Regions from separate parts of the Homo sapiens genome. Here region 2 is linked to region 1. A link is an interaction called in ENCODE POLR2A ChIA-PET data of the cell type or tissue named here. Cell type or tissue: OCI-LY7. All regions are shown on one strand.

Evidence for each region. ChIA-PET counts read pairs that join two places held together with the same protein. Peaks named below come from ENCODE experiments on the same cell type or tissue, not always from the same donor. Only the 100,000 strongest peaks of a DNase experiment are listed, where the experiment ranks them.
Region 2: POLR2A ChIA-PET joins it to region 1 with 11 read pairs; 2 of 35 experiments call an interaction of 5 or more read pairs at or near these places.

What each region holds. Positions count from the first base shown.
Region 1 is chr22:17,330,184-17,338,183 of GRCh38, reverse strand. No RefSeq gene overlaps it. Among named protein-coding and RNA genes, the nearest start is that of CECR2, 35 kb to the left of the region's middle. RefSeq lists enhancers at 5,443-5,943, 5,944-6,444 and a silencer at 7,484-7,661. In OCI-LY7, no CTCF peak of the experiment used is centred here; no DNase peak of the experiment used is centred here.
Region 2 is chr22:17,035,232-17,043,231 of GRCh38, reverse strand. It overlaps CECR7 (cat eye syndrome chromosome region, candidate 7), which reads right to left and starts at 6,662. Exons shown (of 4, transcript NR_152826.1): 1 at 5,888-6,662. RefSeq lists enhancers at 5,131-5,290, 5,301-5,350 and a silencer at 7,014-7,123. In OCI-LY7, no CTCF peak of the experiment used is centred here; no DNase peak of the experiment used is centred here; H3K4me3 peaks cover 3,362 bases; H3K27ac peaks cover 1,371 bases.

The DNA of each region.
Region 1 (8,000 bases):
GCTATGATGCTATAAGCTGCAAAAAACAAACAAGAAAAAAGGCAATGTTTGTTACCTTCAGGAAACTTATACTCCAGGAAGGGAGACAGAAGTAAGCGAACAACTATGCTGTAATTTTATTAGTCACGGTCCAGCAAGATACAGAGGCACACTCCGATGGAATTCAGAGGAGAAGGAAACGAAGGACTTTTTACAGCGGGGGAGCAAGGTTAAAGGAACCGATGTGGGATGTTGAGGCACTCAGGAACCAGAAAAGACACGGAGCCACTGTCACCGCCAGGCCTGAAGGGGCACGGGTGCGGACAGTGTGAATGGCACCCTAGAGAGAGATAGGAGAAGGGACTGCCCTGCCAGTGCGAGAGTCATGGAGAAATGTAGTCAGTGCCAGAGCTAAATACCAGGAACACAGCAGAGCAGGAAACATCCCATCCCTCTCTCCTCCTGCCTTCTGAGCCCTCAGTGGTCCCTCCAAGTGGCCCAGCCACTTAGCACCCAGCCAACTGGCAAGGGAGCCCGAGTGATAGGTCCGCAGGGATCAGTCTGTTGCGATGGAGAAGAGGCAGAGAAAGGATGGCAAGGGCCAGAGAATAACCAGCTCAACAATGTACTATTCTATGACAAAGGCAGAGAGGACAGAAAGTCAGAAGACCCTGCCAGAGAGGGACCAGGCTGCTAGAGATGGGACCTAGGCACAGCTCTGGAAACCGCTTTTGTGAGCAGAGACAGACACAAGGGTGGAGGGATGGAGCACTTGCCAGGTTCAGGATTAACTTGGCTACAGGTAACAACAACAGCAGAAGTTACTTAAACAATATAAAATGTGTTGTCACCAAGGAAGACAGGTGTGGAGCTCTACAGTAGGGAGAGGCCAGGCTCCTTCTAAGAGCCCTACTGCTCTACTGTCCTCAACACACAGTTTCTACCTCCCGATGCCATCAGCCCTTGTGTCCCATTAGCAGGAAGGAGAAGGAGCAGTTTCATGCCCAGTTGAAAATCAGGGCTTCTATTCTGAGGGAAGAAGGAGAGGATGGATGTTGGAAGATAATTCACAATTTCTGCCAAAGGAAGGGGTAAAGGTGGAGTGATTCCAAACAGATGCCTTGCCTCAGATGGTTAACCATTTAAAGTAAACTAGAACCAGGCGCAGTGGCTCACACCTGTAATCTCAGCACTTTGGGAGGCCGAGGCAGGAGGATTGTTTGAGCCCAGGAGTTTGAAACCACTCTGGGCAACATAGCAGGACAGTGTTTCTGCAAAACTTCTCTTTTAAATAGCTGGGCATAGTGATGCACGCCTGTGGTCCTCAGTACTAGGGAGGCTAAGGTGGGAGAATTGCTTGAGCCCAGGGGATTGAGGCTGCAGTGAGCTATGATCACGCCACTGCACTCCAGCCTGAGCAACAGAGCGAGACCTTGTCTAAAAAAAAAAAAAAAGTAAATAAATAAACAAAGGCCAAGTGCCGTGTCTCATGCCTGTAACCCCAGCACTTTGGGAGATCGAGGAGGGTGGATTGCTTGAGGTCAGGAGTTCAAGACCAGCCCAACCAGCATGGTGAAACCCGGTCTCTACTAAAAATACAAAAATTAGCTGGGCGTGGCGGCACGTGCCTGTAATCCCAGCTACTCAGGAGGCTGAGGCAGGAGAATCACTTGAACCCAGGAGGCGGAGGTTGTAGTGAGCTGACATCGTGCCACTGCACTCCAGCCTGGGTGACAGAGAGAGACTCTGTCTCAAAAATTAAATAAATAAATAAATAAATAAATACTAGAAGATTACTTAATACAAATGGAAAATCATTTTTCCGTTGACAAGGCAATAGGTATTATGGGAAAGTTGAAGAATCAGGAATCAGAAATGCTGAGTTCTAGTTCCCCGTTTGTTATTTACTAAGCAAGGGACCTTAAGCAAATCAGTTCACTTTCTGCATCTCGATTTCCTCATCTGTAAAATGAGCAAGTCTGTCTCTTTAAAGGTTCCCCTTTCTGTGTTTGCCAAAAAAAAATGTTTTCTCTATGCTAATACCAAGATTCACAGACGCTGTAAAATAATAAGATTATAGTCAGTTCAAGGTGAAAAACCTTGAGTTGCCGTGTTAATATAATCAATTTAAATGATACAGGTTTAGTTTTTTTTTTTTTTTTTTTGGTTCTTTGCTGCTCTGAAAGGTCCTCAAAAAGTCTAGAAACATTCCAATTATAATATTTTGGGAATGTATACACACCCAAATGAAAAAAAAATTGTATGTATGTGTTCTCAAAATATTTCTAGTGGAAAAATTTGAAAATTATACTGAATTTTTCAGAATGAAGTAAAAATGTAGACACTACATTGATAGTTTAACAAGCAGTCCTTCTTTTTTTTTTTTTTTTTAAGAGAAGTCTCGCTCTTGTCCCCCAGGTTTGAGTGCAATTGCTCAATCTTGGTTCACTGAAACCTCTGCCTCCCGGGTTCAAACGATTCTCCTGCCTCTGCCTCCCAAGTAGCTAGGATTAAGTCGCCTGCCACGCCCAGCTAATTTTTGTATTTTTTAGTAGAGACGGGGTTTTACCATGTTGACCAGGCTGGTCTCAAACTCCTGACCTCAGGTTATCCACCTGCCTCACCGTCCCAAAGTGCTGGGATTACAGGCGTGAGCCACCGTGCCCAGCCAACAAGCAGTCCTTCTTAAAAATGAGTTGACCATCTGGCCAGGTGCAGTGGTGGACGCCTGTAGTTCCAGCTACTCAGGAAGCTGAGGTGGGAGGATCACTGGCTAAGCCCAGGAGATTGCAGTGAACCGAGATTGCACGACTGCACTCCAAGCTGGGCGACAGAATCAGACCCTGTCTCAAAAAAAAAAAAAAATTAGTTGACTAATAAGAGAATAGAAGTTAGTAAGAGTATCTGTTAGATATTATTTCCTATTCAAACTGGGTTCCTCCTGTTTATACCCAGAGCTGACCTGGAGCAAACTTTCTTTTTTGTTTGTTTGTTTGCTTTTGAGACAGAGCCTCGCTCTGTCACCCAGGCTGAAGTGCAGTGGCATGATCTCAGCTCACTGCAACCTCGATGCCGCACCCCCCACCACTCCCTGACCTGGGTTCAAGCGACTCTCCTGCCTCAGCCTTCCAAGTAGCTGGGATTACAGGCGTGTGCCACCACATCCAGCTAATATATATATATATATTAGTAGAGACAGGATTTCCACATGTTCCCCAGGCTGGTCTGGAACTTCTGAGCTCAAGCAATTCGCCCGCCTCGGCCTCCCAAAGTGCTGGGATTACAGGTGTGAGCCACAGCATCTGGCCTACCAGTATTAACTTAAGTAATCTAGAGATGTATCTGGTAAGACATTGTCCCCATATAGCCTAGAGAATCGGGGGGAGACATAAATAATTGAAATGAACGATTAAGCGTTCTCAATATTAAGGTAAGTGGAGGGCATGATGTGATCCCAGGAAATGAGCTTGATAAGTAACATAGACATTTCACTAAGGTAAGATTTTGCCACCAGCTCGGCCCAGTTGCACACTGTTTGGAAATACAGAGTCTTTCCATCCTAGAGTGGTATTGCGGTTGGTGATATGATATAGAAACAAATGCCTCCACACCTCCTGATCTGCTTTTGCAGACCTCCAGCCTCAGTCCCTGAAGTCGCCGACTCTCCTGCATTGCTGCGTCTAGAAAGGAATGCCTTCCAGGTGATCCAGGCTCTGATACGGTGGAATATAAACAGGTTAATCAATAATAGCCCAGAAATGGACAAACTCTCTGAGCTGCAGCGGACCTCCAGTCAGTCCCTCCTGTTGTTGATGACAAACGGGGGGTTTGCACTGGAGAGGCACAGGTGGCCCAGTCATTCGTGCAGGCTCTGAGCAGCCTGCCTGGGTTGTAGCTTGGCTCCAGCGCTCCTGCTAGCTGTGTAACTGAGGCCGATTACTTCATCCTGAACACTTCCAGTTCCTCATCTATAGAACAGGAATAGCAGCAGCAACTTGTCTCATGGGGTTGGTGAGGATTATTAATTATTACATACACAACACCTGGAGCAATGCTTAGCACACAGTGAGCTCTCAACAAAGGACAGGGATTATTGTTATTGCTGGTGCGCTTGGTGCTGAGAAGCTTGCTCATACCCTGGGCCCAGAGGAGGAAAATGGGTGGTCTTTACCTCAGTGACATGAGCCCTATTCTTATAAAATACAGGCGATAAGGCCTCTGCTTCAGCACAGGTGTAATTAAGGCAAAACAACATAAAACCAAAACAAACAAACTTCAATGTGCTAAGGCCCTGAAGAAAGGGAAGGAGAGAACTCATTTAACTCATTTTAAATTTTTAATTTTTGTGGGTATATAGCACGTGGTATATAATGAGAACTAATTTTTTTTTGTTGTTTTTTAGATGGAGTTTTGCTCTGTTGACGAGGCTGGAGTGCAAGGTGCGATCTCAGCTCACTGCAACCTCCACCTCCTGGGTTCAAGCGATTCTCCCGCCCCAGCCTCCCGAATAGCTGGGACTACAGGCGCGTGCCACCATGCCTGGCTAATTTTTGTATTTTTAGTAGAGACAGGGTTTCACCACCTTGGCCAGGCTGGTCTCGAACTCCTGACCTTGTCATCCACCCGTCTCGGGCTCCCAAAGTGCTGGGATTACAGGCGTGAGCCACCGCGCCGGGCCGGAGAACTAATTTCTATAGACTGTCTCCCATGGGCTGCATATGTGGGGAGGGGCTATGTAAAAAGGCTAGCTCCTTTTTACATAGGAAGAAATTGAGAACCAAAGAGGTTTTTCAAGCATACGTAGCCAGCAGCATTGGCAAGTCTATAGCGACAAAAGCCCCTAGGGTGGGGGCTGAGGGAACTAGTTGGGGAGGTTTGGGGAAAGCGGGAGTGACATTAACAGGTATGGGATTCTTTTCTAGGGAAGAGGAAAATGTTATAAAATGGATTGTGGTGATGGTCGCACAACTCTGAATATACTAAAAACCATGTAATTTTATACTTTATATGGGTGAATTATATGGTTTGTGAATAATAAAGTGGTTTATTGGGAGGCTGAGGCGGGCAGATCACTTGAGGTCAGGAGTTTGAGACCAGCCTGGCCAACATGGTGAAACCCTGTCTCTACTAAAAATACAAAAAACAGCTGGGCATGGTGGCGGGCGCCTGTAATCCCAGCTAATCAGGAGGCTGAAGCAGGAGAATCGCTTGAACTGGGGAGATGGAGTTTGCAGTGAGTTGAGATTGCGCCACTGCACTCTAGCCTGGGCGACAGAGCAAGATCCTGTCTCAAAAATAATAAAATAAAATAAAGTGGTTGAATAAGAAAAAGTCCCCAGCCAGGAGGCATCAAAGCCTGGATTCAGACTAGGGCCAGGCCTGGGCGCTTTTCATTCCTGTCCCTCTCACAGAGATTGGAGCATGGGAACCCTCTCCAGGAGACACTACGCAGAAAAATCGTCCTCCATCCTAGAGATGGGCGGTTAAAGAAGATGCTTAGGGGCCTCAGGAGATGAAGTCTGTGAGCCATCAGCCTTTTGTGGCTCATGGCTTTCTTAAGAATAGCCAGGAGAGTGGGCCTCACCCAGTCCCGCCTCTGTGGGGAACAGCCCTGCGTTGTAAAGGAGGGTTTCCTGGGAGGGGCCCAGCAAACTAGAAATGGAGTGGCTCGCGAGTGAGCTATTGTAAGCTCAGAAACCTGGACACCGCCTGTCGCCTCTGTGATTTTTATTTCTCTTGTTTATTTTCTTTTTGGCTTTCCTTAACTTTTAGGAAAGTTCCTTTGGTACATTCCCACTAGTCCCAACTGTGTTCAGGAGACAGGAAGACTTGGTGTTTTCCATGCTTGGGCCAGAGGGAGGTGAGGAGGAGACTTACTACTACTGCGGGCCAGGGCAGCCAGAAGCAGCAGACGGGCACCCAGCCCCTCAGGTGCGCCAGTTAGGAGGGCTTCCCAGTCAGCTGCAGACGCTCTGTGACCTCCCAACAGCGGCTGCCTCCCTCTGCAGGCCCCTGTGAAAAGGGAGGACGTCAGAAGACCACCCCTTTCATGATTCCGGAGGCAGGGCAGAATGGCAGTCATCTTTGTTGCATTGGCAAATTCATTCCTTTAGCCCAGTTTTATTCGATTTATTTGGCCAAGGAGAGAGAATTTGGAAGTTAGTATTATGTTTAAGCCAAAACTAACAATACTGGCACTTTATATACTATTCCTGACTTTTTGTTTGTTTGTTTATTTTGCTTTTGTTTTTTGAGACAGTCTCTGTTGCCCAGGTTGGAGTGCAGTGGCGCAATCTCTGTTCACTGGCACCGCCACGCCTGTCTAATTTTCGTATTTTTAGTAGAGACTGGGTTTCATCATGTTGGCCAGGCAGGTCTCCAACTCCTGACCTCAGGTGATCCGCCCCCCTTGGCCTCCCAAAGTGCTGGAATTACGGGCATGAGCCACCGCGCCTGGCCTATTTAGTAGTTTATTTAATTTATAATTTGCCTCTTTTTTGTTTTCATTATTTTCATTTTTTTTTTTTTTTTTTGAGACAGAATCTCACTCTGTTGCCCAGGCTGGAGTGTAGTGGCACAATCTCAGGCTGGAGTGCAGTGGCACAATCTCGACTCACTACAACTTCCACCTCCCCAGTTCAAGTGATTCTTTGCCTCAGCCTCCTGAGTAACTGGGATTACAGGTGTGCACCACCACACCCGGCTAATTTTTGTATTTTTAGTAGAGACAGGGTTTCACTCTGTTGGCCAGGCTGGTCTCGAACTCTTGACCTCAAGTGATCCACTCACCTTGGTCTCCCAAAGTGCTGGGCTTCTGGAGGCGGAGGTTGCACTGAGCGGAGATCGCACCACTGCACTCCAGCCTGGGCAACAGAGCGAGACTCTGTCTCAAAAATAAATAAAATAAATAATAAAGTAAAGAAAAACATTATTTAAAAAAAAAAGCGCTGAGCTTACAGGCGTCAGCCACCGTGCCTGGCCTATTATTATTATTTTTTTGAACAGAATCTTGCTCTGTTGCCCAGGCTGGAGTGCAGTGGTGGCACAACGCCAACCTCAACCTCATGGGCTCCAGTGATCCTCCAGCTTCAGGCTCCTGAGTAGCTGGGACTACAGGCATGTGCCAGCACACCCGGTTAATTTTTAAATTATTATTATTATTTTTTGTAGAGACAGAGTCTCACTATGTTGCTCAGGCTGGTCTTAAACTCCTGAGCTCAAGGGATCCTCCCCACTCAGCATCTCAAAGTGCTGGGATTACAGGCGTGAGCCACCACGCCTGGCTAATTTTAAAAAATATATATAAATACAGATGGTGGTTTTGCTATGTAAAACAGATGTTAACATGTAAAGAAGTGCTGCAATGAATTGTTTTGATGAGAAGAATCACCACTGAAAATGTATTGTACTTACACTTTTTTTTTTTTTTTTTTTGAGACAGAGTCTTGCTCTGTCGCCCAGGCTGGAGTGCAGTGGTGGGATCTCCGTTCACTGCAAGCTCCGCCTCCCGGGTTCACGCCATTCTCCTGCCTCAGCCTCCCGAGTAGCTGGGACTACAGGTGCCGCCACCATGCCCGGCTAATTTTTTTGTATTTTTAGTAGAGACGGGGTTTCACCGTGTTAGCCAGGATGGTCTCGATCTCCTGGCCTCGTGATCTGCCTGCCTCGGCCTCCCAATTTACACTTTTTATTTTCTTTTTCTTCTGCCCAGGCTGGTCTCAAACTCCTGGGCTCAAGCAATTCTCCAGCCTCAAACTGTGCTGGGATTACAGGTATGAGCCACCATGCCTGGTCTTTTTGTTTAAGGTACCTTACATACATACAAAAAAAGAAGTTTGAAAGAATTGTACGAGTTAAATCATTGTATGAATTTAAACATTTGAGAAAAGCAGATGCTAACATGTAAAGAAGTACTGCAATAAATTGTTTTGATGAGAATAATCAGCACTGAAAATGTATTGTATTTACACTTTTTATTTTCTTTTTATTTTTTTGAGACAGAATCTCACTCTGTCGCCCAG
Region 2 (8,000 bases), 290 kb after region 1:
AGTAGAGTTTTTTTTTGTTTGTTTGTTGTTTTTTGAGACAGAGTCTCACTCTGTCACCCAGGCTGGAGTGCAGTGGTGAGATCTTGGTTCACTGAAACCTGGGTTCAATCCTGGGTTCAATCCTGGTTTCAAGTGATTCTCCTGCCCCAGCCTCCTGAGTAGCGGGGATTACAGGCGCATGCCACCACGCCTGGCTAATTTTTGTATTTTTAATAGCAATGGGGTTTCACCATGTTGGCCAGGCTGGTCTTGAGCCCTTGACCTCAGGTGATTCGCCCACCTTGGCCTCCCAAAGTGCTGGGATTATAGGTATAAGCCACCATAAGTTTTTGTATGCAATTGAAGTTAAGTAGGTATTAATTCAAATTAGATTGTTACAACCTTAGGATGTTGTATGTAATATTCATAGTAACTATGAAGAAAATATTTATAGAATATAAACAAAAGGAAATGAGAGGGGAACAAAATATGTCACTACAAAAAACAAACAAACAAAAAAACAGAATACTAAACATAGGCCAGTTGCAGTGGCTCACGCCTGTAATCCTAGCACTTTGGGAGGCCGAGGCGGGCAGATCACCAGAGGTTGAGAGTTCGAGATCAGCCTGGCTAACAGGTGAAACCCTGTTTCTACTAAATACATAAAATTAGCTGGGTATGGTACTGTGCGTCTGTAATCCCAGCTACTTGGGAGGCTGAGGCAGGAGAATCACTTGAACGCAGGAGGCGGAGATTGCAGTGAGCTGGGATCGTGCCACTGCACTCTAGCCTGGGTGACAGAGTGAGACTTGGTCTTGGGGAAAAAAAAGAAACTAAACATAAAAGAAGGCAGTTATAAAGGAAATGAGGGCCAGAAAATATTAAGCCATACGAAAGACAAATAACAAAATGGCAGAGGTCCTTTCTTATCAATAGTTAAGTGGAGTAAACTCTCCAGTCCAAAGGCAGGAATTGGCTAAATGAATAATAAAACATGATCCAAATATGCACTGTCTACAAGAGCCTCATTTTAGATTTAAAGACATGAATAGGTTGAAAGTTAGAGGTTGCAAAATATATTCCCCACAAATAGTAACCAAAAGAGAGCTTGGGTTGTTATACTAATATCAGACAAAATAAACTTTACGTCAAAAACAATTGCAAAAGATAAAGAAGGATATTATATATTAATAGAAGGGTCAGTTCATCAAGGAAATATAATAATCATAAACATATATGCAATAAACTTCAGAGCTCCAAAATACATGAAGCAAACATTGACAGAATTTCAGGAAGAAATATACAGTTCTACAAAATAGTTGGAGACTTTAATACGGCACTTTTTTTTTTTTTTTTTGAGACAAAGTCTTGCTCTGTCATCCAGGCTGGAGTGCGATGGTGTCATCTTGGCTCACTGCAACCTCTGCCTCCCAGGTTCAAGTGATTCTCCTGCCTCAGCCTCCTAAGTAGCTGGGATTACAGGTGCCTGCCACCATGTCTGGCTATTTTTTTTGTATTTTTAGTAGAGATAGAGTTTTGCCTTGTTGGCCAGGCTGGTCTTGAACTCCTGATATCAGGTGATCCACCCACCTTGGCCTCCCAAAGCGCTAGGATTACAGGTGTGAGCCACTGAGCCCGGCTCTAATATGCCACTTTTAACAGTGAGTAGAAAAACTAGACTGAAGATCCCCAAGAAAATAAAGAACTTGAACAACATCATAAACCAATTGGACTTAGCAGACATATATAGAACACTCCATCCAATGGCAGAAGAACACACATTTTTCTCAAGTGCACATGGAACATTCTCAAGGATGGACCATATATTAGGCCAGAGGAGAAGAATTAATCAACTTTAAAAGACAGAAATTATATAAGGCATATATCCAGTCATATGAAATGAATTAACAGAAGAAAACTTTTTAAAAAATCACAAATTTTTCCAATGTTTGAAAAATTAGACCAGGTATGGTGGCTCACACCTGTAATCCCAGCACTTTGGGAGGCCGAGGCAGGCAGATCACTTGAGGTTGGGAGTTCGGGACCAGCCTGGCCAACATGGTGAAACCCCGTCTCTATTAAAAATACAAAAATTAGCTGGGCATGGTGGCAGGCACCTGTAATCCCAGCTACTTGGGAGGCTGAGGCAGGAGAATTGCTTGAACCTGGGAGTCAGAGGGAGGTTGCAGTGAGCAGAAATCGCACCACTGCCCTCCAGCCTGGGTGACAGAGTGATACCCTGTCTCAAAAAGAAAAAAAAAAAAAAGAAAAATTAAACGACATACTCGTAACTAACCAATGGATCAAAAAAGAAATCACAAGGGAAGTTAGAAATTATCTTGAGATAAAAGAAATAAAAAACATAACACACCAAAACTTACAGATTGCAGCAAACACAGTGCTAAGAAAGTAATTTACACACATACTGTCTTAGCCCATTCAGGCTGCTGTAACTAAATGCCATAAACTGGGTGGGTTATAAACAACAGACATTATTAGAGTTCTGGAGGCTGGGAATTTAACATCAAGTCACCAACAAATTTGGTGTCTGGCAAGGGTTCATAGATAGTTGTCTTGTTGGGGCCTCGGCCGGGCACGGTGACTCACACCTGTAATCCCAGCACTTTGGGAGGCCGAGGTGAGTGGATCACCTGAGATCAGGAGTTTGAGACTGACCTGACCAATATGGTGAAACCCCATGTCTACTAAAAATACAAAAATTAGCCGGCTGTGGTGGCGGGCACCTGTAGTCCCAGCTACTCCGTAGGCTGAGACAGAAGAATTGCTTGAACCCAGGAGGCGGAGGTTGCAGTGAGCTGAAATTGTGCTCAATTTTTGAGACTCCGTCTCAAAAAAATAAAAAAGAAAAACACTTTGGGAGGCTGAGGTGGGCGGATCACAAGGTAAGGAGATCGAGACCATCCTGGCTAACACAGTGAAACCCCGTCTCTACTAAAAATACAAAAAATTAGCCAGGTGTGGTGGCAGGTGCCTGTAGTCCCAGCTGCTTGGGAGGCTGAGGCAGGAGAGTGGCATGAACCCGGGAGGCGGAGCTTGCAGTGAGCCGAGATAGAGCCACTGCACTCCAGCCTGGGTGACAGAGTGAGACTCCATCTCAAATAAATAAATAAATAAATAAATAAATAAAATAAAAAGATACCTGTCTTGTGGCCTCATATGGAGAATGGAACAAAGAAACTATTGGAGTCTCTATTTAAAGGGCACTAACATCACTAATCACCAAGGAAATGCAAATTAAAGCCACAATGAGCTATGACCTTACTCCTGCAAGAATTGCTACAATTAAACAGTAAAAAGACAATAGATGTTGGCTTGAATGTAGTGAAGAGGGATCACTTTTACGCTGCTGGGGGGAATGTAAATTAGTACAACCAGTATGGAAAACAGTATGGAGAGTCCTTAAAGAACTAAAAGTAGAACTACCATTCTATCCAGCAATCCCATTACTGGGTATCTACCCAAAGGAAAAGAAGTAGTTATATGAAAAAGACACAAAGACACATGCACATGCATGTTTATAGCATAATTTGCAATTGCAAGGATATGGAAACAACTTAAGTGCCCATCAACCAATGAGTGGATACAGAAAATGTGGTATATATACACCATGGGATACTACTCAGCCATAAAAACTGATGAAATAACGTCTTTTGCAGCAACTTGGATGGAGCTAGAGGCCATTATTCTAAGTGAAGTAACTCCAGAATGGAAAACCAAATATCGTATGCTCTGTGACTTTACTTGATACCACTCAAAAATGGTGAAAATAGTACATTTTATATTTTACATAAATAAGGAGACAAAACAAGTCTCAATGGAGGCATGCCAACATTTCATGGATACATAGGTATGGGTATATGTTAGGACATCTTTGGAAAAAAAATATGTTATACTCAATCAGAAAAAAAAAAAATTAGCTGCTGCAGTGGCTCAGGCCTGTAATCCCAGCACTTTCAGAGACTGAGGCAGGGGGACTGCTTGAGCCCGGGAGTTTGAAACCAGCCTGGGCAACATAGTGAGACCTCATCTCTACAAAAAATAAAAAATTAGCTGGGTGTGGTGGTGCACGCCTGGGTCCCAGCTACTTGTGAGGCTGAGGTGGGAGGATCACTTGAGCCCAGGAGGTCCAGGCTTCAGTGAGCTTTAAACACACTACTGCACTCTAGCCTGGGTGACAGAGCAAGACCCTGTCTAAAAAGAATAATAATAATAATTGCTTTGGACTACTCCCATTTCAGCTCAACCAGAATCTCTCTTTTTTTTAAATCAAGCCAAGAACTTCCAGTTTTTATTTTTTAAACATTATTTAACAAGAAAAACATTCAACCAAATTAAAAAGAATTAGGTTGGATTAATTTACCATAAAATAATCAACCATAAAATATCAGCCCTTCCATTTAGGGCCAGGGAGGCCAATAGTTCCTGTTTAAACAGCAGAATTGCACTATTGATATTTTTACCTATATTTGATGGCACAAAAACATAAAAGTCTTACAATGTCCACTGACATCCTTCTCTCCCTCCAGAGTAGAGTTCATATAATTGCATCTTAGGTACTCAGGCTTTTAAAAATCATCTTACATTTTGAAATATAATACAACTGCTCTGGTAACAAAAATATTTTAAAACAATTCTTATAGAAAACTAATACCTTAGATAATTGTGAAGAAAAACCTCATTGACAATTAAATGCTTTGTTACTGATGCATATTTTCTAATATGGGTGACCACAATGACACGCATAAAACGCAAAAAAAAAAAAACAACATATGGGACTACATCAACGTGAAAAGTTTCTGCATAGCAAAGAAAACTACTTTCCAAATAAAAAAGCATCCTATAGATTACGCAAAAATTTCAGGCAATCATGTAATTCACGAGGAGTTGTCAACTAACGTGTACACAAAAAACACTACAAAGTAGAAAAAGAATCCAATCTAATATTTCGCAAAGAACCTGAACGGACAATTCTGCACAGATATAAAATCGAACAACAGATAAGAGATAAGGTCCTCAAAATTAACTATTCATTAGAATACTGTAATTCAAAACCACACGCAGATAATCTCACAGTTATTGAATATTCCTAGAAAAAATTTTTCAAAATAAGAGGGGCTGGGAGCCGTGGCTCACGCCTGTAATCCCAGCACTTTGGGAGGCCGAGGCGGGCGGATCACCTGAGGTCACGAGTTTCAGACCAGCCTGACAAATATCGTGAAACCCCGTCTCTACTAAAAATAAAAATACAAAAATTAGCCAGGCGTGGTGGCGGGCGCCTGTAGTCCCAGCTACACAGGAGGCTGAGACAGGAGAATTGCTTGAAACCGGGAGGTGGAGGTTGCAGTGAGCCGAGATGGCGCCACTGCCCTCCAGCCTTGGAGACAGAGCGAGACTCCGTCTCAAAAAAACAAAAACAAATTGGAATGGGGGTTTGGTTTTGGAGAAAGGGGAACTCATACACTGTAGGTGGAAATGAAAATTAGGGTACACACCATGGAAAACAGCTAAATAGCTGGAAACTCCTCAAAGAACTGAAACTACAGATGTCCCCTGCTCTAGCGAGGTCTCTTTCTAAAGGTCCCGAGGCATAAAAAATAACCCTAGGCCCCAGCTCAGAGGCCCGTGGGGCTCGGAGGGACCCAGTCCAGCGCTTCACCGCCGCCTCTGGGCCAGGGCGCTCCTATAGGCTGGACGCGGGTCGGACAGGGGCATAGCCTTCCCGGCGGGGGTGTGGACGCTGCCGAGGCCAGGATCCCACAACCGCCCCGACGCTGACGACTCGGGCCCAGATGCCCACTTAGAAGTCAGGGCCCGAAAGCAGGGAGCGGCCGAGAAGGAGTAGGGAGACCCAGAGGGTTCCAGGTGGGGTTCATCCCCCTCCACTTACCGCCGAGGCCTGCCACCTCCTCCACCAACAAACGGAAGCCACCACATCTTCTCCGAGACTCGCTCTGACCACGCCGCCGATGCTGCCCGGGCCTCGCACGAAGCGCAGTCTCGGCTTCCGTCGGGGCCTGCATGCTGGCAGCGTCCCTGGCGCCAGGCTGAAGCACCACCCCCTCTTAAAGGGGCCGCGGCTGGGACTGGGCAGAAGCAGCTTCGGGTTGCACAGGCTGAGCGTCTGCCCAGCCCCAGGGGTGGACGAAAGGCCCCCAGTCTCTCATCCTCCCGGGCTCTAGGGCCCTAGAGGTCGCAGAAGCGCCTCCTGTGACCCCAGCCCCTAAATCGGCTCCCTTTGCCTGAGGAGCGCCCGGGACCTGCCCCTGCCCTCCTCGGGACCTCAGCTTCACCATCCGCAAAGAAAGCGGCCTGGCTGGAGCTCTGGGGTCCCTCAAGCTCGGCGCCTCAGGATCCAGGGTGGGCTCCCCTGCCCCTCTGCAGAGGGGGCCCAATAACCACGGAAAGCTGGGGGCTGGAGGGACAGTCCCGAGGGCAGCAGGGCGTCCTTGGCCTCACCGTCTACATTCGTCCTGTGGGAGCCCGGGGGCGTCGCTAGGGCCCAGACTCCTGCGGCCTCACCAGGGCTGCCTGGGTCACCGGGCTCCCCAGGAGGCAGGCAGGGGCCCTAGGGTCCAGCGCTGCCCCCACCTCAACTCCATTCTGCGTCAGCATCCGCGAGGGGGTCCTGCGGACTGGACCCAGACCCACTCCTTCCCGGGGAGCGGGACCGGTATCGGTCTCTGTGACACCCACGGGAGGGGCCGTGCTGACCTCTCCCGGGGATCTGGGGGCGGGGTGGGGGAATCTCGGCCACCTCTTGAAGCTCGCTGAGCCCCCCACCCCAGAGAGCGCGCAGGAGCAAAGGAAAGGACGGAGAGCCCACACATTTTCAATCTTTCATTTCCGTTTTTTCTTTTTTCCCCCCTCCAAAATGAAAGACATGTGTAGCTTTGTCCCCTGTACACGATCCATTCCCCAGGGCCGCTGTGCGGATCCAGCCCGCTGGTTGCCTCTAGGGTCCGCATGCGGCCCGGGGCCTGCCCAGGTGAGGTCTGCGGCCGCCACAGCGCTGAGGTCCCGCCTGGCCGGGGAGCACGAGCCGCTGGGGATGCTGGCTGCGAGGCTCCCGGGAGGTGGAGCGGGAGGTTGCCCCAGGCCCTGGCTGCAGAGCTCTTGATGTCACGCCTGGCACCCTCCGTCCACCGCCTCGGGGCAGCGCTTCAGAGCCCCGGCAGAGGCAAGAAGTCGATCACTTCGTTCTTCATTCGTTGGAAAAATTTAAAAGCACATTATAATCCCTGGAACAACCACGTCAGAGATAGAGCAAAAAATTAAAATAGGATTGTAAATGACACACTGAAATAAGTTTATTTTAAAAATGGTAGTCAATGGAAAAACAGGATCAGAAGACAGGAGAGACAGGGAAAACAAATAAGTTATCTGACTGAAACAGAATTAGAAACTAACAACAGTAAGAAATATTGGACATCTGAAAATATGTGAAAATTTAACAACCCACCTCTAAATCATTGGATCAAAAAAAAATCACAAGATAAATTGGAAAATATTTTGAGCTGCACTCCAGTTTGGGTAACAGACTGAGACCCTGTTTCTAAGAAAACAAAACAAACTTCAAAAAGCTATAAAATTAAATGCCAACTTTCCCCTTTACCCAAACTCTCTGTGGCTCTCCTTTGCCCTCAGAGTCAAGCCCATGCTTCTCACTGTGGGCTCCAGGAGCTAGGTGGCCTGACCAGTGCACACCCTATCACCATCTCCTCCTCTGCCCACTTGATCACGCTGTCCAGTCACACACACTCTTTATTTTTCCAAATGCCAAGCTCCTGATCACCGCTGGGCCTTTGCCACCGCAGTTCTGCCTGCCAGGACCAGTCTTTCCCTAGACCTTCCCATTCCTGCCTCTTCCTGGCTTGGCTGCCTCTTTCCGGTGCTTCAGGTCTCAGATCAAATGTCACCTCTTCAGAGAGGATTTCCTTGAAATCTCTGCCTAACACAGCCTGTATCAAGGTCAACACTTTTCTCTTTTTAGACTTACGTTT